Linked DNA regions of Homo sapiens: all the other regions are linked to region 1. Evidence: chromatin loops called from intact Hi-C (ENCODE). Cell type or tissue: endothelial cell of umbilical vein. All regions are shown on one strand.

Region 1 (8,000 bases):
AATGTGTCAGATTTTAATGCACTGTGTCTATTTCAATCAATTTAAATATGATTGAACTGTTAATATTAAAATTAAGTATAAGGTTATGTAAAACATCTCTTTTCACAGGATAGTTTGATCACTATTTAATGAATTAAAAGAAGTGCTGGTCAGTTTAACAGTATATGGAAAATTACAAGTTATACTTTGAGATATTGTCATACATGTATCATAAATTTATTTTTCTCCTTTGACCATCCTTTCATAATAAAATGTTTGTAATGAAACGTATGCTTACAGGAAGATAATACAATTCAATTTACAATGGAATTAGGTCGTGGTAGCCTTCATTTTCTTTTATATTTGCAGTAAACAACCATGCCATAATAGCACAAATAAATCCAGCTTTATGCTATATGGTTAGACTAACACACTTGGTATACTTGCAGTATCTTGGCTGATACAACTGTGAATCCACATGGGTGTGGCTTCTATATAAATGTTTCTTCCATATATGGTTGATATTCATACTGAACCTGTTTTGATACAATTTTTCTTCACTTTCAGCATTTTCAGCTTCAAACATGTGCTACCTGACTAGATGGAATTCCTTGAGAACTGTATTAACATGTTTCAAAGAGTTGAATTAACAGGTTAGTACCATGTCAGAAAAGAGTGTTCCTTGAAAAGTTGCACAGTAGTTATACAGACAGTTCACAAACAATTATGTAATTCATAATTTATATGTGAGTTACACATTGAAAATACCATCTTTAAAATAAATATTCAGTTCTATAGATGATTCATTTCTTTCTCATTAAGTCTAAGCCTTTTGTGGTGCTAAAGGATACTCAGGAATTGATGAACTAAGTGGACCCTCCTGCAGCCTCCGTCACTCCCTCCCTTGGCTTCTGTGGACTCTGGGCCTTAGTAGGGATGAGATAGTGAGTGTAGACTGAAAGTGCTCTGTACAGACTTGCTTTGTGGCCTCCTGTTCAGCTGCCAGTCTCACAGCTTGCCCTGAGAATGGACTTCCTGTGCTGTCATTTACACTCAGTATCACACTAAGGGCTCTTTGTCACTCAGTCTTTGAGACAGAAGGGGGCGAGATAACAAATCTAGACTGCTTGTGTTGACTTTGTGGATAAAGTAAAGGGCTGGAGTCAAGAACCCTGGGTCTTATCCTAACTCTGCAACTGCCTTTCCTGTGACATTGAGCCAGCTTTTGACCTCTCCATTCCTCAGTTTTCCTCATCTATGAAATGAGGATCCCTATACTGTGTTCTCTTATTTTATTACAGAGATGTGGTTTCTGAAAGAGTTTCTAAATGCTTAAAGCCCTTAGTAAAAGATTTTTTTCTACAAGTAGATAAAATGACCTTTTTCTGCTTTGGAGAGATGGGATGGATACCGCAGTTGATTAATTACTCCCTACTCCCAGAAATACTTCTCTTTAGAACCTCGTAAGTAGGGCCTTTCCCTTCTACCGTTGTAAGTTTTTTCTCATTATTTCATTTTGTGTGCTGTCTCTTCCCCCTGCAATATTTCCTTCCTTTCTATGTGGGAAATGATAGCCCCATGCTATGGGATCAGGGTGCGTAGAAGTTGGTAAATATAAAGTACACTTATAAAAGGCTGTGTTCAAAGTGCATCTGCAGAGACGTGGAGGAAAACAAGGAGAGCATGCTGAGTGACAGGAATGAATGAGGGCACACAGTAAAGGCCATGGAAGCTTCAGCAAATTTATTGGCTTCAGAAACATAAATCCACAAAAGCAGCTACCACCTGGCTAGATGGGTCTCTGGGTCCTGGGCCCACTAATTTAGAAGGATCTTTTTGTAAAGAGATGATGTTGGACAGGGGTCAGAACCTATAGTGAAATTCAGGGATTCTCTCTATGGAGTGGGATGAAGTGTCTCTTCCACTGATATCAGTAGTTATATTCTTTTGCTTATTTAGTTCAATTATGTGAATAAATGGAATGAAAAGCGATTTACTCTACTTCAGTTAGAATTTGTAAAATATTGTGATTTTTTTTTCTTTTTTTTTTTTTTTTTGAGATGGAGTTTCGCTCTTGTTGCCCAGGCTGGAGTGCAATGCTGCGATCTCGACTCACCGTAACCTCCGCTTCTGGGGTTCAAGTGATTCTCCTGCCTCAGCCTCCCAAGTAGCTAGAATTACAGGTATGAGCCACCACACGCCCGGCCAGTATTGTGAGTTTTAAAGAATGCATTTTAATATGTTTCACTTTTTAAAGCTCCTAAGTGGTTTTGTTGCTAATTTTTTTAAATTTTGTTTTGTGAAGAGATTGGTAACATAAATTGTAAAGCAGAAATTAATTCACCTAGCTTTCCTCATCACAGTTTAAGACGGATATTTGTGTTCTGGTTTGCTTATTTGTTTTTCCGGGTCCACACATTCACTCATATGTGTTTAGATTTTTCATGTGGAAGGCAGTGATATAATTTCAGGCCTATATGTTTTGACCCTCTGTTCACACATGGTTGTTATATGCCCTGACATTGTGTTTACTTCACATTTCCTATTTTTCCACTGTATATCTGAGGATATTTCATGCTATTTTGTTACCTAAAGAGAGGCTACTGCTACATGGGGAGACATATATACATATATGTAGGAGTACACCTATGTGTGCATGTGTGTGTATTTATAAATCTCTCTCCATGTAGCAGTACACATATATATATGTATATATAATTTGTTTTTATGAGAAGGATGTGAAAAGATACACAAGTCTGTTTATAATACAGATCTGAAGGAGAGATAGGCAAATATTGATTTAAAAAAAATTTCCCCTGATTTGTTTCACTTTGTACAACAAACAGGTATTACTTTCTTAATTAAAAACATCAATAAAAAATGTTTCAATACTGATTAAAAACAGTTAAAGAGGAAATTTAACAGTGGCAAATAATATCTGTATTTTATAAGGGTTTTGCCAGTCTTGACAAAGTATCTAGAAATTCGCTAAAAGACAGTTTCTTTTGTTTTTCAGAGCACACATTAAAAAAAAAAAAAAATCGCAATGATTAGTGCTCCCTCTGCTGGTTTCCCTGCAACAGTTTGTTGCGGTGATTTGGGAGGATGAAAAGACAGCAAGGAAAATTCTGTTACTTTTGGTCTTTAAACATTATTTCTATATACAAGTGTTATCCTTGATTGGTAGCAAATGCCAATGTAGTTTCTGAAAATTTATTCTTTCTTAAAATTCAATAGTGATTCTGAAGTTGGGCTAGATAATTATAATCCTTTTAAAATTAATTCCTCCTTTCTTATATCATGAAGCAGGACATAAAGCATAACAATTCTTATTTATTGGGATTTTTCTTGGGTAGGAGTTAACCTTATATAGCTAACTCTCAGTAACTTGACCTAGCAGTAGTAAAGTTGGCTATTTGAACATCAAGCTGACACTCTAGTAAGCAAAATAGAGGTTTGGAGTGACATTATCACTGGAGAATTACATTCTGTAATTGAACACTTTGCTGTATCATTATTTTAGTCTACATCATCCTATGTGAAAGATATTTGGAAATTGCATAGTTGATTTAATTTATCTTGATATCCATACTATAATTAAAGATTCTTAGAATTCATTGGATTCATCAATTTGCTCTCTGTGAATTTGTACTTTCATGAATCAGAGTATGTTGATCCATATACAGTGTTCATTTAACTAATACTTGTATTAAATCACTTCTAAATGCTTATTATACCCTGTATTATAGTATTATATTCTGAGTCTTAAAGGTGCTTAATGTGAAGATTCTCTCTCTACATATTCAACTCTTACTAACTTTTGGCTTTAGGTAGAAATCAGTTAGTGTATTATATGATAAAATAGGAAACTATTTCCCTAGGGGTATAGGTATTCAGTAGGGAGCTTTGGAGTCTCAATGAGCTTCTTAAAGAAGCATTTTTAATGGTAGGTTTTAGGGAGAGTTTTTGTAGTAAGATAAAGTAGATGAGAAAGTGTTGCCTCTAAACAATCAACAAGCTGGGAATGGGGTGCAGAATGAGGAGAACCCTAAGCAATAGGCAATAAGGAGTGAAAGGAAGGAGGTGTCACTCATTGGGAAAGAAAAGGAACTGTATGTCCTCTACTGAGAGCTGCTGTCTTCTTAAAAGTCATTTTTGTGAGGTGTGCTTGCGGAATGGTAAAACAGAAAGGAAATAACAGAGTAGAAGGTCAGATCTCCCAAATCAACCTTACTCATCACTGGTGTGCAAGATACCATCATCAGATCATTTTAACACTCTGGAAAATACCACGGAGAGGTTTAGCAAGTGACAATTAACATCAGGGAGAAGCAGTTTCTAATAAGGAGATCCAGCCATTGCTGCTGGAGTTTAGATGTGGAATTTCTAGGCTCTGGAAAGTGTAGAGGCAGAAATGAGGTGATTACTTTCCTCTCCATCATAAGCATTATGGCTAACACCCCTATAACAAAGGCAGGTTATCAAGAAAAAAGAATAATACATTTATTTAAGCACAGTTTGATATGATATGGGAGGCTTCAGAATGAAGACCCAAAGATGCAGGGAAAATTGTTGCGTTTTATGCTGATGTTCAATGAAGTATGGATAGCCATATAAAATATGATTGGACAAAAAGGATAAAATCTAATGCTTTGATGCTAATAGACAGAGTCAGGAAACTCGGCAAAGCCTGTCCAGATTTTTCTTGGTCTTTCTGTACAGCATTATTTTGTTGACAAAAAAAGCCAAACTCTGTAAGATATTTGAAGAGGTTTATTCTGAGCCAAATATGAGTGGCAGGGCCTTTGACACAGCCTCAGGAGGCCCTAAGAACATGCACCTAAGAGGATTGTGTTACAGCTTGGTTTAATACATTTTAGGGAGACAGAAGTTATAGGCATGTAAGGTATACATTGGTTTGGCCCAGAAAGGTGGGACATCTCAAAGTGAGGGGGGAAGGTGGGGAAGGGGAGCTTCTTCGTCATAGATGGATTCAAAGATTTTCTGATTGACAATTGGTTGAAATAATTAAGCTTGGCTGGGTGTGGTGGTTCACGCCTGTAATCCCAGCACTTCAGGAGGCCAAGGGAGGTGGATTGCTTGAGCTCAGGAGTTCAAAGCCAGCCTGGGCAACATGGCAAAAACCCGTCTCTACTAAAAATACAAACATTAGCTGGGTGTGGTGGCACATGCCTGTAAACCCAGCTACTTGGGAGGCTGAGGTAGGAGTATTGCTGGAGCCTGGGAAGTCAAGGCTGCAGTGAGTTGTGATTGCACCACTGCATTGCAGCCTGGGTGACAGAGTGAGACCCTATCTCAAAAACAAAACAAAACAAAACAAAAATAATGATAATAATTAAGCTTTGCCTGATGACTTGAAGTCAGCATAAAGAAATGCTTGAGTTAAGATAAGGAGGTTTGTGGAAATCAAGGTTCTTACTATGTAGGTGAAGCCTCTTAAATAATAGATGTAAATGTCTCTTATGGGACATAAAAGATGCCAGACTCTTACTTAAATCTCTCCTGGGTCAGGAAAAGACAAGGAAAGGGAAGGGGATTATTTACTGAATGTAGATTTTCCCCACAAGAGACAGCTTTGCAGGGCCATCCAAAAATATTTCAAATAAATATATTTTGGAGTAAAATACTTTGTTTTTTTTTGGGGGGGGGGCCTGTTATTTGTCATGTGATACTATAAGAGAGTTAGGTTGAATTTGCTATCTTATTGCTACAAAGAATCTGTTTCGTCAGCCTTATGATCTCTATTTCTTTCTTTCTTTCTTTCTTTCTTTTTTTTTGAGATAGTCTTGCTCTGTTGTCCAGGCTGGAGTGCAGTGGTGTGATCTTGGCTCACTGCAACCTCTGTCTCCCGGGTTCAAGCAATTCTCCTGCCTCAGCCTCCCAAGTAGCTGGGATTACAGGCACCTGCCATCATGCCTGGCTAATTTTTGTATTTTTGTAGAGATGGGGTTTTACCATGTTGGCCAGGCTGGTCTTGAACTCCTGACCTCAGGTGATCCACCTGCCTTGGCCTCCCAAAGTGCTGAGATTACAGGCATGAGCCACCACACCCAGCCTATGATCTCTATTTCAGTGTTAATGCTGGTCAGTGGTGTCTTAACTCTGAAGAGAACAGAGTATAATAAGGCATGTCGGACCCCACTTCTTGTCATGGCCTGAACTAGTTCTTCAGGTTTCTTTCAGATCACCTTGGCCTAGAGGGGGGTCTATTCAGTCAGTTGAGAGGCTTAGGATTTTAATTTTTGCTAACGCTTTCCTTTGGGATATGGAGCAGGACCCCTCTGGAATGAGGGTCTAATTTCCTTATGGCCAGGTATTACACAGAAAGATGGGGGAAGGATAGAGTTGTATTTTTAGGCTTTAGGACTGACTTTAGAGAAAAAGCGTTCTAATTTCTATGGCTTGCCTCAGGGAGAATGAGGGGCAAGAGACAGGAGGGCAGAAGGTTGGAGAGAGACTTTGCTTTGCAAGCCTTCGCTTTGGGGTTTCTTTTTCTGAACCCCAACATTTCTCATTCTGAAACTTCCTCAAGAAGTTTCACAGTCCAAAAATTGATTGATAGATTGTCTCATAAGCCATTGAATCAGTCTCTCAGTCCTGATAATAGGCCAGTCTAGCTAAACAGTTAACAGTTGTGTCTCATTTCAGGCAGTGGTGTTGCCGATGGGCTTCCATGAAAGTCGGGGCTCTATACAGTGTGAGCAATGAGATATTTACTTTTGAGTATCACTTCCTGAGCCCCAACAAAGGACTTTAGAGAGTGCTGGGTGTGGATGTTGTGGAGGGGTTGGACTGAGGGGGCATAAATTCTTGGATTCCAGTGCTAGAGGACCTGGAGTCAACAGGGAGTGAATCAAAGCGAAAACAAGACTCAGTTTCTATGGCTGGGCTCTGAGGTCAGGAATACTAATGGTAGGATCCCTGCTCTGGAAAGTGGGATGTGAGTGGCCATGGATAAGGCTGATTTGATACTAACCTCAATATACTGCTACATTCCTTCATCCTGAGACTGAAGAGGGTTTGCACAGGAGTGCATGTTCAGTTTAGGACCTAGAAGCACACAGATAACTGTGCCAAAGGGAGGAATTTTAGGAGACATTATTGGATGAGAGGTCATGCCCCTTGCTTCACAAAGCATGATGTATGGGCTAATGCTTACTTAGCCTGCTCATAAAGTCATTCTACATTAGAGGTTAGAGACTAAAGATACCAGAACACCCATTCTTCAAACAACTTTTACATTTACTTTCAGGACCACATAATTGTTCTCTAACTTTTCATATATTTGTTTTCAGTTTTTTTTCTCTTCAGATGATATACTTTAAGTTTGTTCAATGCAGGAACGTTTTTTCAGAGCTTTTGCATTTCCCCAAGTGCCTAACTTAAATTTTTACCCAGATTACTGTAAATGACAGAGCTGTTAAGGTTTTTTGCTTGTTTGTTTTCTTTTTTTTTTTTTTGAGACGGAGTTTCGCTCTTGTTGCCCAGGCTGGAGTGCAATGGCACGATCTCGGCTCACGGCAACCTCCGCCTCCCGAGTTCAAGCGATTCTCTTGCCTCAGCCTCCCGAGTAGCTGGAATTACAGGCATGCACCACCATGCCCGGCTAATTTTTTGTATTTTTAGTAGAGACGGGGTTTTTCCCTTGAAGAAAGAATTGTCCTAAAAATTTCAGAAAACTATAAGTGGATTTTGCTTATGATAATCAAGCTGATACTTGAAAACAATTGAACACAGGGAACTTTTCATTGAAGGCATATATATATATATAAATATATATATAAAATATGTATATAAATATATAAAAAAAATATAATAAATATATATAATATAAATATATATATAATATAAATATATATAAATATATAAATATATAAATATATATAAATATATAAATATATATAATATATATAATATATTAATATATATATTATATATAATATATATAAATATATAAATATATATATTATATAATATATATTATATAATATATAAATATA
Region 2 (8,000 bases), 190 kb after region 1:
AAAAATATATTTTTAAAGGGGATAAAATTAAATCATGAATCCTTTTAGTAACAATCTACATTTGTTTTTATGTGCTTCACACATCTCTTAATAACCATGAAGGGATTACAGTATTCTCAGTAGATCAATTCCATACTTCTTATTAATCATTCTAGCTTTTATAATGCTGGAAGTGCCAAAATATATCCTCATTGCAGCTGCATATTCACAGTCCAAAACATTCTTTCCAGTATGACTTGATTATCCTCATCAACTTTGTAACAACCTTCATATGTGAGGTGAGAGAGTAAAGGAATCAGTCTTGCCACCAATAAGAGTGGATTTGGAGTTCTAATGTGAATTCAGATTAGAAACAGAGCACTAGTTGTGAGGAGAGTTAGTTGGAGTGAGTTGCTCATTCTGTAGTGGAAATACTAACAAAAAAGAGAAAAGAGCAAGCTTCTGAAACATGACTGCTGCTCATTTTCCAGAGTTTGTTTAAATATTTCATAATTTCAAAAAATAAATGCTGAGTTAAAGAAGTGAACATAATAGTAAATGTTAAAACCCAGGCAAAGAAGATGAGAAAATCTGTATCTAGTGATATAAATATGGTTCCAAAGCAATATGATAGTAGAAAAGAGTAAACAACATGTAAATTAGGATTGAAGAGCTGCCTCCATTCTTGTAAGATGCAGTTTAAGGTTTGCATAACTTGTATGTAAGAGTTAAAATAGTCCACGTCATGGAGTGGTTTTTATAGAGGACTTCTATATGGCAGAAGAAATTGAAGAAGGCAACAGAGCTCCCCTGAGGGCTAACCACCCTTATTTCAGTTAATGGGATATGTGCCCAAATAAGGGCTCACTGAAACACACACACACACACACACAAAACTAAATATGAGGTTAGAGAAAAAAAAATTTATTTCAAATAGGCTTTCCCCTAATGAGCAGATTGCATTAATTTCCTTAAAAAATTTACATGAATACTTCCCCCCAAAAAAGTCCATATATTTTTTATGCCATTTGTCTTTGTAGAAAGTGGCATTTTATGCAACTTGTCTTTGGTTCTATTTCCAAATATATGCTCTAAAATTAGCATATAAATTTATTAAGTGCTCAATGGCATGTAAATCCACTAGATAAATTATAAAGAAAATGAAAGATATATTTACAGTTACATTCAGTTCTGAATTTTAAAACCAAGAGAAAAAACAAGACAAAACAATTAAAAATATTCAAAAAGGGTTACACAAAAATCTAAGAAAACAGTGCAATGCAGAACGAACTATAAGAAAAAAAAAATCTATGCCAATTAAAAAAAACAATGGGACTCTTTTATTGTGCCTACACGTGAACTCAACTTCAAGAGACACTGAATGCATTTTAGCAAATTTGTCAAAATTGGTCCAATTGTTCAATTCCATTTGACCTAATAAGGTAAAAATTACATATGTTGACCACAGTTGAAACAGAGATTTCACTACTTAAGTCAGTAATGTGTCTATCATTCATTCATTGATTTGTTCATCAATAATTTTTACAAATAATTACTTAGTGTTTTTACAAATAATAACTTAGTGTTTTTTTTTTATCAGCTGGGTGTTAGGACATTGCAGATGAAAAACACATGATCCTCCTCCTTCAAGAGCTCAAACTTGGAGAAGGCATATTCAAGAACATATAACAATAGAACTGCCATGCGATGTTTTTATAGAGATGAGATGTTAAGTGTTGTGGTAAAAGAAATAGAGCATTTAGGCAGACAGGGAAGTAAGCAGTAATTGTAATAAGAGAGAAAATAATTATTTTGAGAAATATTTAAAAGTTAGAGCTATGAAGTATTTATCTTTAATTTGATTCAAGAATGATAACCTTGGTTTCTAGTTTGGCCAAATGGTGGATGTTTCTATTACTGAAATAAGGAAGGAAGAAAAGAAGCAGAGGGAAGTATTAGATACCTTAGCAATAAATAGTAAAATAATTTACTTTAATACAAGGAGGGATTTTTTTGGGGGAAAAGTGGTTTATTTCTCTAAAATAAATAAGGCTTTTTAAAATTCAAATTCTGGAAATGTGTTACTAATACCAATTGATCTCCACATATTCGTGTATCTGCTTTCCTCATTCCTGGAATGGGGTATTATTTAAATTCAGTTTCTCTGGAATGTTGCCTTTGGCAAATAGCCTGAAGAAGTACATAGATTTAGGAAAGTCTTTGCAGATGGAAATTCTGCTTTCCCTATTTTATTACCATTAATGTTCTTCCCTTTTCTTGACCACAAAAAGGAAGAATTCAATTAGAAGACGTCTTTAGGTTTAAGCTTTGCTTATAATAACTGGATTTATTTAGTTATCACAGGACTAACAGATGTGCCTAAAAGCCACCTTATGTTTTCCAACATAATATTGTTGATCTTTTTTTTTTTCCTTTTTGGACCAGGGACCAGACAAATGGTGACCAGACGGTCCAGTCTAGAAAAGCATAATTGCCAACTCTGACTTCAGCAAGGGTGGAAAAACTCAGAGGAAAATGGGAATTTAGCCTCAAGATAGTAGTTTCCATGTGTGAGTGGGTTTTAAATTCTCCAAAGGAAAAAAAAAAAAAAGGAATAATAGAAAAAACTGCAAGAAAAAATTATTTGAAGGATTTAGGGTGATAAGTTTATTTTTGGGAAATCTATTTAAAATATCTATTTCCTGCATACCTATATTTGTACTAATAGAAATAATTAAACTTGTTTTGTTTTGCAGACTTTAGAGTTTATCATCATTACTTTAAAAGGAGTTAACTGAGCTGACAGATTTGATTACTCAAAGTGGTCTGTCTCATTTTTTATTTCACTTTGACATAAGACTTGGCACAAGTCTGTTACAAGCTATGCACTTTTATTGCTGCACTTCTAAGTTATAAATCTGGTTTACATCTATGGAAAATGTAGTGTAGAATTGAAGACATGTCCAATTATCTGGGCAATTTGTTTTATGAACTTATACCAAATTAAATAGAAAGCATCGACAGTATTTGTTCTTCCTCTGTGGGCTGCAAATCAGTTAGAAAAAAACCTTCTTGAACAGGGGCATTGAAAGTTCTGGCTTTTCAGACTGTTTCCTGAATGGGTTCTGATTAAAACAGGATCTGAAAGTCTGATTGATAGTCTCTGTTTCCTTTCTTAATGTAACAAATACATTCAGAATGTTGACTCCTATGAAAAGTAGAATTGCTGAGCTGGACTGCATTGCCTTTAGCATTTCTTCATAATAGAGGAAATGATTTGGCTAAGGGCTGGGTATGGCTGTTTTCTCAGAAAATAGTTATTGAAAAATATTTTGTATGTCTCTCATCTATAAAAAAATGAAATAGAAATTCAGCCTGAGATAAGCAATCAAGACTTAGTATTTTATGTATATGCTTTTAGACCTTTACAAATAGAGTGACTCATTTGACCATCTGTGTAGGTGAAGTGTTAAGCATTTGGCTGCTGGTAATAAAAAAAGTAGGTATGACACCAGGGATGTAATGCTATGCTATTATTGAAGATGATAGTGGGAAGCTATATGACATTTTAAAGAGGGAGACTAATGAAAGAAAGGAAAGAAGGAGAGAAGGAAGGAGGGAAGGAAGAGAGGGATGGAGGGAAAAGAAAGAGAGAGAAAGAAAAAAAGAAAAGAAGGAAAGAAGAAAAGAAGGAAAGAAGGAAGGAAGGAAAGAAAGAAAAAGAAAGAGAAAGAAAGGAAGGAGGGTGGGAGGGAGGGAGGGAAGAAGGAAGGGAGGAAGGAGGGAGACATCAAGCCTGTGAAAATTTAGGAAACTTCCTGGACTAAAACTAACATGTAAGTTTAAAGGAATCAGTTATGAACTGATTTAGAGTTAGTGCTTGGATTTGTTCCCCTTGGGAAGTAAGGCTGATTGATTCTTTTTTTTTAATGACAGCCTATTTTCATTTTATAAGTAAACTTATTTCCCTTATTTTTCTGGGAATATTTAAAAGTCTCTTTTAGATTGTTTTTATCAACACTATTACCTCACATGTAAATTGTTTTGTTGGTTGAATTTATTTCTCTTTCATTGTGTTGCTTTATTTCTTTGGTGATGTGATTCATGAGTGTGTATATTTGTATCTAAGATTACTTGTTAGAATTTCTGCTGCATTCATTTGCACAACCTGCTTGGCAGAAATGTTGGGAACTTTTACTAAGGCTTATTTTGTACTCTACTGTGTCTTTAGTTAAATTTAAGGAAACATGTGTTTGCTTAGAGATTGTTTTTCTTGTTGTCTCCAGAGATGGACAGCCCCCTGCAGCTGTGTGATCTCTTTAACATAAACTCCCATACTGTCTCCTTCCACGTCCTACCTTGCTCCCTGGAAGCGGGCAGCTGCAGGGTGGTGGACTTCTCTGTTGTTCCTGGGATGTCCCCGGTGCACAGGCTCCCCTTCTCTCAGGCCTGGAGGGTCATGGTGGAGCCCTCAGTCTTTTGGGTGGCATTATCCCTGGTATTTCCTTTGTTACACTCTCCTTCTTTCTTTTGTTCCCATCGTTGTACCATCTCAGGAATTCTCCATGGTTTCTGATACATGAAGGGTTTCTTATCTTATTTTTGTGTATGGTTATATGTTCATTCACTTAAAGTATATATTCTGTTATCTGTGAGAATTTGACATTGCTCAGGCTGATGCTTTAAAACAAACAATACTTTTCAAAGGCTTATTTAGGCAATTGGGCTTATCTGGGAATTTTTACTGCGTTCTCAGTCCAGATTCATCATGGTAACTCACTACACTACCATGTGTGAATAATTCTGTGGAGAATTACTAATTCTCCAATTAATTGTCTCTTTACTGCAGACGTTTACAGTCATGCATATCCAAAGACCTACCATAGTGGAGGACCATTATATAATTAAGTTATTTCTATTACTTTTTTAACCATAGCAATTTAGAAATCTCAAAAAACACATGTGTTAAATTATTAAACAAATTTTTTAGAAAAATATGAGGTGTCCAATTTCTTTCCATTCCCTTATAATTATTCCAGGCCTTAAGTATAACCACTTTTTCTATCAAAGGGGGCAAAAAAAGATATCAACAGGGAGAAATATTTTAAAATGGAAAACTAACAAACACTTCAGCTAATGCTTAAGATAATCTATTAATAAAAAAATACTCTCTTAGGTTGAAGTCCACAGTCATCTATGACAAATTGACTAGCACAAATACATAATTAGAAAATAGTCTTTTGTGATAGTAGCAAAATGTAGTTGCCTGTTAAAACTAATTTATATTTATGGATGAGGATTCTGCTCTCCAGTGGATGGTCAATGCTCATTTGTATCATATATGATAATTAAAAACTATTTCTCAGGAGAGCTATTATGGAAGGCTTAAAAAGAATGTCCTTATTCCTATGCGTGTTTTCTAACCTGTTTTTCCTTCTGCTCTTAAAAATTAACTGGATACTGTATTGAAACTTATCTTTATTGCTTTTTATTCTCCACAGAATTATTCACATCATAGTCTATTTTTATGCATTTATTATACTAATTTTCTTTTAATTTGACAGTTTCCTCATGTTTCTATGCATTGTTTTGACAGTGAGTTACTCATCAAGATTCTACTTGAAAAAAGAAAATGATAGTTCATGTTCACATTTAAACTTAACTCATTTTAGTTTTTCTTTTTATTCCACAGTCCTATGTGCATGACAATGACAGAAACTATAACTGACAAGATAATAGTTTAAACTTTATAAGTTGAGCTAGCTACAGAGGGCTCACTGGATACTAAAAACTGAACTGAAACCATTTTTTAAATAGAGGAATATTTTTAAAAGCCCACAAGAGATGGACAATATAATTTATTTTCAAAAGCCAATACTTTTCATGCTTTATCAATAATGAGTTAACTTGTATACTATTTACTCTTATTCTTTCCCCATGGCATAAATGACATGGATAATAAGTATGCCATGCACTGGCTTAGTATGATTAATATTAGTTTTCCTTAACTTGCATCATGCCTCCTCCCTTTGTTGAGAGGGATGAGCTTTCTTATGATTGATAAGCTTTTTTGCTCTTTTGTTTTCACTCCTTTCTTCTTTGCCCTTTGTCTTCCCTTTCAATTTCCTTTTGTTTGTCTGTTTTGACAACTTATTTATCTTGTTTTCTGCCTCTTATCTCAAGGATGTCAATGATAGCTTCTGACATAGTTTTGATGGTGCAATGAGATTTTCTTCTGCGCACTTCTTTCCATTTTCCCCTGCCTCCTATGGCTTACACAGTTTGATAAAGAAGATTGAGAGGTTAAAACTCTTTGAACTAATATTTTAGTTTCTGGAAAAAGCCTTTGGTTTGTCAGTGTTTTACAAGTTTATTAAGCAAAGGTGCCTCATAGCCTACAGAAGGTGAGGTGCACAGCCGACAAGGACATCTTGCCTCAGGGTATTATATCAGGGGTCATCAGCTAACAGACCTGGAGCTGAACTCTGTTTCAAAGGTAGTGAAAGACGGACCTGGACAGGAAATTCCTGCCCCATTCTGAGCCCCCTTTTTCCTTCTTGGGTAGGCAAGCTGAGGTTGGAGACTGGGGTTTTCTCCTAAAATCAAATCAAATAGTTTCATAACTTTTTTTTTATCAAAAAGTCCACGTAGGGGTCCATGGAACCAAATCAAATAGTGGCTTCTCTCTTCTCCAGGATAATTAAGGGGAAAGGCTGGAAGCACTATAATTTCTTAAGTGTGGGCTCTATGGGCACAATAGAAAATATTATTTTTAACTCCGTATTTAATTTTTTTATAACCCTTGTTTTTGTGGTGATCGTTTATTTTTGAATATTTTGGGACTATAGTGATCATACTAAAATCCATGTTAGTATAGTAGAGAAATGTGATTTTCCTTTGTATAGATTTTTAAAGTTTTTTTAATGTATACTATCTTATTAAAATTTTCATAAAATGGTTTCTACAAATATTACATAATTTGGATGGAATTTTAACAAGACTACACACTAAAAATTATTCTAAATGAGGTCATTATCATATTAAACATGTAGCTGCTATATTGCCATTTCTTTGAAGCATAGCTTTAAACAATAGAAGGAAACAATCATTCGTACTCATAAAGGTCAATTCAAATGTGATGGTGTGAACATCCCACTTTAAAGAAAACCACTACATATTTAAAACAGACAAAAATTCATTTCACACAAAGAAGATAAATACCACTGTTTGCTTTATTACCATTCTGGGAATATTAAATAAATAGCAGTGGAAATAGAACAGGACAGAAGGCCTTTTAAGCAGCCTGGACTTTATTCAGCCTGTACTATTGACATTTATGCTCAAGTAACTAAATACCAATTTATAAAAGATCTGCACATGTGGATGTCACATTTAATGCTTAAAAAATCTGCTTTAAAAAACCCATTAAGTTACATGCTAATTTCTTCCTGGAAATACAGAACTTTCGTTTGTCTGCTCAGCGGCCCTAACTTTTCTTCTGGGCCCTGTATCTTACCCCACTCCATTGCCCTAGAGATGCCATTTTACTACACAATAGTTGATTAGTTTATAACTGGACAAATTACAGTATCCCACTCTTTTGGCCTCAGATCAATTGGTCTAGTTATTGGCACGTGGCCCAGATTGGTTGACGCATTCTTTCTCTAGTATTTTCTTCTTATTGTATGTATTTATTGTGGCTAAAGTTTTAATATTTAGAGTTGAGCATTTGTGAGCAGATCCTAGGCTTGCTGGAGGTGGGAGTAGGGAGACAGAAAGAATAAGAGAGAGAGAGAGAGAGAGAGAATGCCAGGCAAAGAATGAAAAGGTGGATGTGAGGAGAAAGAGAGAGAGAGAGAGGTGTTAAGGTGACCCATAGGTGGAGATGAGAAGAGAGATGATCATCCTGATGATATTGGAATTACTGGACTTATTGGTTGCCTGATTTGCCTATAGCTTGGGTGCTCTGCAAGATACTCAATATCCTTCCAGTAAAAGGGCCATCTTAAAGTTTGTTTGTA
Region 3 (8,000 bases), 820 kb before region 1:
ATAAGTCTTTTGAAAAATTACCTACACATTTTAAATGCTGTTATACAATTAATAAATTAAAATACATACATTCTACATTTAAACATTGATTTCTAATTGAATGAGCTAAATCCTCCTAAAATTTTTAGTAGAATCATAGATCAAATATATTAGCTTCTCTTAAATGTTCACTTTAATAATATATATTATGAAGTTGATTTAAAAGTACCCACTATGAAAATATTAATGTTTATGGATGTAATGCATTTCTTCATTATTTTAAAACTTATAGCTTTCCAGGGTTTCAGTAATCCATAGGTTTTGATTATTAATCAGTTAATTCTTGGTTGGGACCTATGGACTGGTTTCTTCTAAGATAGTTAAAATTTGAGCCATCATTAGAACTATCCCCTGACAATTTCTTGTTTTAATTTTATTGCAAAAGATGTACAGTGGGTTCCTAACACAAGTATAAATCTATTAGCTGTTACAGAACATACAAAGATAAAGGCACAGTCCCTTCCCTTATAGAAATTATTATTAAAAAAACCTCAAAGTTGGGCCTAGATAAGTCCAATGTTGATTATGATACTAATAGAATTAAGCACTATTATTCAAATGGGATTTCTCATCTAAATCACAGAACATAGAAAATGATATGAGGACTGTTTTCTCAATTCTCCCTGTTAGTAAATTGCTAGTATCATTCTAGATGTGTAAGAAAGAAGTTAATGCATCTTATACAACTTATGTCCTTAAAGTATTACAGCTTAATTTTCTCATAAGAACCTCAGGTTGAGAAGGGATTAGATTATCTAGTTATCACCTCTAGTTGATGTGATAAGATGGGGAACTTAAATTCAAAGACTAGAGTTTCTTACAGTTTTGTAAGGTAAATACTGTCATCAAGTTTGATCACCAGGACTGTTTAGTTTCCCTTAAAATACTTTTACTGAGTTAGAGTTAATGTTATGCCTTTAGTGTGTACTAAGAAGTGTTATAAGAAAAGGACTTAAAAAAATCTTTTGTATAAAATAACAATAACTGCCATTCATTTAACCCTTAGTGTATGCCAGGCATAATTTGTTACAAGCAACGAATTTTCAAACTTTAACTGTATCTCTGATGCTGGTGATGATCTAGCCATTTTATTGGTGATGAAACTAAGAATAAAAAGAGTCAAATAATTTGCTCAAGGTCCCACAGTTGTTTTTTTTGTGGAGACGGGGTCTCACTCTGTCGCCCAGGCTGGAGTGCAGTGGTGCCATCTTGGCTCACTGCAACCTCCGCCTCCCGGGTTCAAGCAATTCTCCTGCCTCATCCTCCAAGTAGCTGGGACCATGGGCACATGCCTCCACGCCTGGCTAATTTTTTGTATTTTTGTAGAGACAGGGTTTCACCGCGTTGCCCAGGCTGATCTCAAGCTCAGGCAATCTGCCTGCCTTGGCCTCCCAAAGTGCTAGGATTACAGGCGTGAGCCACCGCGCCAGGCCAGTCTCACAGTTTTTAATGTGAATTGACATCTACCTTGGTCTCAATTCATTGCCTATTTTCCTATTTCTGTACTGCCTCTGTTACACTGTACTTTGACTTTTACTATAATGCTCCAAGTAAAACATTCCTCTTAGAGTTTAGTGCTGAGAGAAAAGTTTTCTCCTAAAAACCTGGTGTTCCCTTTCATTAGACAATAAGTAATTTATAAATCATACTGCCGCTGTCCATTTTGTATCTGAGCTGCGATGAACCTCGGATTTTGTGTAAATATCTTTAGCCTAGCCTTCTGATACTACTTCTATCTAAGGTTTTTTATTATGTGGTTAAAAATACATATGTGTTTTATTAAAAACTAACAAAGTACATTTTGAAAGTAGACAGGATGTAAACAATGAAATAGTGATGTTACATTAATATAATAAAATCAGATGAATTCATAATGTTCATTAATTTATTTTCCAAAATTTGATTTCTCTAGCCTGTGACTGGCCAATCAACATGATTGGTTTACTTATATGAAAAAAACAACAGTTGGCTTAGGCTTATGATTTTAGTATTTTAAAACATTTTTGCTAACACAGTAATGAGTCCAAAAGCATTTCTTTATCCTTTTTACATAGCAAATCCTTCTCTTTGACATCAGGGTGAAGGTAATTATATTTTTCACTAGGGAGTAAATAAGAACTAGTTTTATGGTAAACATTTTTGGTGAAGAATGACTGTTCTTGATGTTCAGGTTACCTGTTACTGGGTAACACGCAGAAATTTAAAAAATGTATTGCCTTTGTTCTTTATTCTTTTTTGTTCTTACAGCCTTTAAGACCTATATGAAAATGTTGTATTTCTAACTGTTAATCACTTGACTAAAAAATAGTATAGTACCATCCTGTATAAGCTGTATCTTTTCAATTTCAAGTCCCTCCTTCATTGTACATATATTTTAAAGATGTAGGTGTACATGGGATTTATGTTTTTAGTAGTACTTTGAAATTTTAAATCTCTGAAATTACTATAAATTTTAAAAAATTACTATAAAATTTAAAATATGAAATTACTATAAATACTGAAATTACTATAAATGGTTTATTTATTAATTGGAAATACTTCCTGAGAAAATACTTAAAAGGCTATAAAAAACAGACTTAGATAATCTTTATTTGATATGCTTACTAAATGATAACATTATTTACAATTTGTAAGCATTTTTTATTTTTGCCACAGCCTAGGATTTTTAAGCTTATATAGAAATTACCAACAAATAATTGGAAATCTTTACTTATAAAGTTACAAATACTTTTAGTTAGTATTAGATTTGAGAGCAAGTCTGCATTTAGTGGAATCATTTTTAGTTACATCAGATTCAGTTTGCAGACCAGTGGAAACAGGGTGGGTAAACACAAGCTAATTTTTAACAGTTTTAGAGTAGGTTATATTAAACACTTTTTAAAAAGTAATCATTTGAGGCATTGTTTTAGGTGCTAAAGTTATCTGAAGTAACTGAAGAAAATTAGATTGATTTTTTAAAAAACCTTTTAAAATTAATGAAGTGTGATGTCTAGAGTCTAATCAAGGAAAGGATAACTGTGTCCAATATCATCAAATTCTGCCTTCCATCTGCCTGTTCATATTCCCACACCACGGAGAATATAAAACTGTCTACCATGGCCACTAATAGGAACTGTTGAAATGCCACTTTAAGGTTCATTTAGCTGTTCTCAGCTCTCTGTTGGGAACTGAATGCTAGAGCATCTAGTTTGAAAATAAAAAGACTCTAATGGGGGTCTTTATGCACCTAGTATTTTTGGCAGTGATTAACAGTAGGGGGTGTACAGAAGGTCAAAAGCTCTTCTTTTGGAGGTCAGCAGAACACCCCCATCTGATAAGATTAAACTAATGTGGCTTTTGGTGTTAATATCTGAAGCAGCGGGTTGCTGTAGTGTGTTTGGGATGGTAGTTGTGGTTTTGAGAGATTATGAAAAAAGGACTGACGTGAAATTTCTAATAAGAAAATGTGTGATTCAGACATACAGCATTTACTGTTTCTTGCGGGGAGTTTGAAACTGGTTTTTGTTTCTAAAAATACTCCAATTTTTTTTTTGCTATTGCATAAGATGATTTTTTCTCAAATAATTTATATATGTGTATGCTGTGTATGCCATTAAGTGTTTTTATTTTTCCTTTGTGCCATTTTTAAGTGTTAAAGATTATTTGAAGTAAATCATTATGAAACTGAAGATAATTTATGATTTTCAAATTCAGGTGTATGAATTCGGTTAATATATTTATGTTCACTCCATAGTTTTCTGATTATTTTACTGGATATTTCAATGGACAGTATTGGCTTTGGTGGATATTTCTTGTACTTGGTAAGTTTATTCTTAATGCATTTAGTTTAACTTGGATATTTCCAAAAACTGTAAGATGTAAATAAACTGTGTTGCAATTTATGTGGAAATTATTTTTCTTCTGTAAAATTCTCATATTCAAACACATCATCTCACGTTTTTAAACTATTCTATATAGCACTACAGATTTCTTAGATTTAAAATCCAGAGGCTATCAGTGTAAAGAGTCAGTGGCGGGATGATAATTGAATGCTAAAAAATTTTAAAATAACAACGTGATAAAAAATTGTCTTTAGCATTTATCTCAGAAAACATACACAAATGACTTCTTTTAATGATCTTAGGAAATTTGAGAGTTGGATAGTTTGGTTGTTCTATCTGTTCTCTTATTTTTTGATCATGGAAACATTCTTTATGCTTTTGAAATGTGCCTTGAATTAATCATTAATCAGCCAGGCATAAGGAAAGGCTTTATGCCTAATGATCACAGTGCTTCTGTTGAGTTGTCTTCCTATAAGACGTGTCTTTTTATTAATATTGATGGAATTTTATGGATTTTCAATTTTTGTTCCCTTTTGTTTTTTACCTTCAATGTGAGATAATTAAGTTAATCATTAAATCACATTATATCTTTAATCCACATTTCAGATGTATTTGCTGACATAAGGAATACCTTTTGTTTCTAGTTAAGAGTAAAAGCCCATGTTTCACTCAGAATTTTACCAGAAAATAACAGCATTTCAGTAGGTGGCAGTCTTCTCTCTGAGTTTTTATTTAGTCATACTGTTGGATCTTTAGGATCTTTTGGGAAACAAATTATTGTTAGTCAGATAAGGTCACTTAATTCTTTAATAGCTATATTGAAATTATTTTAGTGTTGTGACTTTGTTGAGATGCATCTGGAGGTGAAGCCAGTTTTATATTATGTGTTCTAACTGCCTGAATGCCGTGTTCTTTATTGAGTTTCTTACCTAAAAGTGAGAAGGTTTATAAAGTCTATTAAGTATTTAAGCATATTAAATGAGTACATTTGTGTGTATATATATATTATTTAGAGATTGGAGGAATCTTAAGGAGGTTAGTGTGGGGCAGAGTAGAATACAGAGGACAATGCCAGTTCCACTTCAGAGCCATAATCTAGTGTTTATTTATTTAGGGGAATGTGAAAATGTAATCAGTGATAAAAATGTTGCTCTCACATATGCTGAAAAGAATGTTGAGCACTTTGTAGAATGCTGAGAAACAGTAGCCACTGAGCGATTGGTTTTTAGGTATGAACTGGGTGGCTTCTTTTAGAAAATGCCTGAGAAGTAAAATGTGTGTTAGAAAACAGCAGCTTTAGAGACAAAGGAAGGGATCCCACAAATAAGTTGGTTTACATTTTTCAATAATATTTTTACATTTGGATAACAGTATTATTATCTTTGAACAGCATCTGGAAGGGCATGAGGGTGGAATTCAGAAGGAGTCCCAAAAGGAGGGAGTTAGGATATGGGAAGCAGATGCGATTGGGTTTAGCTGTAATTTATACCATTTAAGTCATCATTTGTATCTCTCTTCTGTCTTTCCTCTCCAATTTACTACACACATGCTTCTTGTTTTTAGTGATTTGATTACTGTCTTGCAGTTGGGGTACAAATTTAGTTTGAGACTTCATATTTTAAATTCACAAACTCCTTTTCCTCCTGGTGAGGAAAGTCATACACATACAGTAGATATCTTCTGTTTTTGTTTTTGGATCCCCCCCACCCTGTTTTCCTGGTTAAAAATTTGCTGGAGTTAATAAATGTTTCCCTAAGAATCATATGCTTAAGTATTTCAAAGGCTTATACTAGTAATGGTAATGTTTTATACTTATCTAATATTTTTTATGTGAAACTTTAGAGAATTTTACAGGTATTGCTTTTTAAATTATTAAATATATTTGTGGTTGTTATTTTAAAATACTACTTTACAAAGGAGAAAACTGAGGTAGATATAAGATGTATCCCAAATAATCTAAATCATTAGAGTGACTGTCTTCCAAGTTGTCTTTTCTAACTCATCTTAATTTTTTATTATAAGTTAGTTTTTTATTATTACTTCAAAATAAGAACTCATAATTAAAAATATGTACATAATGCACGTATCTTCAAATACAGATTTCACAGATGACAGGCACTTGATATTACTATACAGGCTTATTGTTTTTTTCCTCATAATTGTTAGTAACCTCATGTATATATTTCCTTTTTATCTACTTTATATAAATAAATATGTCTTAGTTCACCCAGTAGTTATATTAATTGAAAAGATTGAGCCCATGGGTTCAATGGGGTTTTTATGAGTTGAATCAGTTTAAGTGCGTCAGGTAACTTTACTATTGAAGAAAATCACTTAAATGTATATTTTTATGTAATTCTGGATTTTTATAGCTAGATTTGCTTTAATTTTGGTACATCTAGGCTTAACAAATTGAAAAATTGTATTTCCTTGTGACAGAGTTTATCCTTATAGTGTAAAATATATTACAGAAATGAATGGAAGTCTGCAAGTAAAATTCCTTAAGCCAAGAGGATCTTGTTTATAATTGTCTACTTTAAATTTATCTTGCCCTTTTCTGTATAAAAACATAGTATATCCATATTATTTCAACCTTCTCAGGCCTGCTCCTTTTCTTCAGAGGATTTGTTAATTATCTAAAAGTCAGAAACATGTCTGAAAGTATGGCAGCTGCTCATAGAACAAGGTATTTCTTCTTATTGTAGAGGTAAGAAATATTAATCTGTGAACTCTGCCTATTCCCTTTATGTATTCAAATTTGCCAGATACATATTAAATGCCTAATGTGTATTCATGATTTTTACTGTTAGCATATTTAATATTTTTTAATACTGCTAACAGTCAGCTTATTGAAATTTGATAAGTCATAGACCTTTTTAGATAACTTTTAGATTTTTAAAATTGAATTTCATAAATTTTAATTTTTAAAATACATAGCGAGTGAACTGAAATTTTGAATCAGACTTTTAAAACTTCTCTTTAAAGATTAACCATAGAATGTATATGAAGTAACCACCAGCACAAAATTTGAAGGCTTGAAAAAACAAAATATGACATAGTACTTAGACCGAAGGAATGAGCATTTTTGTCTAAAACAATATGAAATTCACATAGACATCTGGTGGAGAAAAAAATCTGATTGAAAAACAATTTGTCTTGCAGTCCTTTTAACAGTCTGGATTAAGGAATAAAAGTCATGTGAAGAAAATAGTTCTGTTATTGTTTTCTTAATGTGTGCTGATTTTTTATCAACTATGAAGGCTACAACTTGAATAAGTAGGAATATGAAGAAATGAGTAGAAGTTGTCTTACTGGTTATCCAGTGAATTTCTGGAGGTCGTGGGTATAGTAATAGTATTTATTTATTGTTCAGCGGGAGTATCTTCACATAAAGTAACCTCATACTCCCTATTCTACTTTTTAAAGCAAGTACCATGTACTTTATACCTATAAATAAGGTAAACTTATAAAGCATTTGAACTCTATTACCAAAATGTCTACTAGTACTTAACTTCTGAATGCAGGACTATAAGGAACAAAGTGTTTCAAGTTTATTAAGTATTCTTTTTTCAAATAAATAAACTGCATGCTTTGTGATTTGGTTGCTTACATTTTATCATTTATATAAGTTATACATAAGCTTATATAATTTACTTATTTCTGCTAGAGTACTATGAATACATTTGTATTTCTAGATCATGTTAAAGTATCATTTTAAGTGTTCTACTAAAGTCTCCCCCAACCACTCCCAAAGAAGTCGCTTTTTTATTTTAACAAGCAAAATATCTTTGCAGACACTGGCATTAAGAATTTGTCAGTATTAATAATAAGATTAAAAGGCAAAGTAATTTTGCTGTTTTACTAATTTGTGTGATTGTCTTCTATGCATTTTGAAGAGTCTAAAATACAATGCAAATATTTTCTAGATGAAAATCTGCTATAGAAGCCTTACACTTTAGAATGTATTCTGATATGTAGACTTTAATGAAGAGAATATTATATACTTAATATAATTCTTCTATAAAATGTGTTGTATTATACTATGATTTAGATAAAGACAACTTAATACATTTTAAGACTAATTCCTTCTTTGTCTCCAGACTGCATCAACCCGACATTCCTTTCTTATACCAATGTGAA

What was found. Hi-C counts contacts between places; a loop is a spot of excess contacts. Peaks named below come from ENCODE experiments on the same cell type or tissue, not always from the same donor. Only the 100,000 strongest peaks of a DNase experiment are listed, where the experiment ranks them.
Region 2: it touches region 1 in a loop (2.7-fold over the local background); 3 of 110 quality-filtered maps call a loop at or near these places.
Region 3: a loop joins it to region 1, with 33 times the contacts of the local background. A loop is called at or near these places in 10 of 110 quality-filtered maps.

Annotation. Positions count from the first base shown.
Region 1 is chr13:80,361,055-80,369,054 of GRCh38, forward strand. LOC105370276 (a long non-coding RNA gene) reads left to right here. Exons shown (of 4, transcript XR_001749939.2): 3 at 547-632; 4 at 2,040-4,998. Among named protein-coding and RNA genes, the nearest start is that of SPRY2, 24 kb to the left of the region's middle. In endothelial cell of umbilical vein, a CTCF peak has its summit at 3,062 (motif pointing left); a DNase peak (open chromatin) is centred at 2,967.
Region 2 is chr13:80,548,877-80,556,876 of GRCh38, forward strand. No RefSeq gene overlaps it. Among named protein-coding and RNA genes, the nearest start is that of SPRY2, 210 kb to the left of the region's middle. In endothelial cell of umbilical vein, no CTCF peak of the experiment used is centred here; DNase peaks (open chromatin) are centred at 3,065 and 7,125.
Region 3 is chr13:79,544,556-79,552,555 of GRCh38, forward strand. NDFIP2 (Nedd4 family interacting protein 2) reads left to right here. Exons shown (of 8, transcript NM_019080.3): 6 at 3,773-3,839; 7 at 6,462-6,567; 8 at 7,961-8,000. The coding sequence ends at 6,565. Among named protein-coding and RNA genes, the nearest start is that of LINC01068, 18 kb to the right of the region's middle. In endothelial cell of umbilical vein, no CTCF peak of the experiment used is centred here; a DNase peak (open chromatin) is centred at 4,606.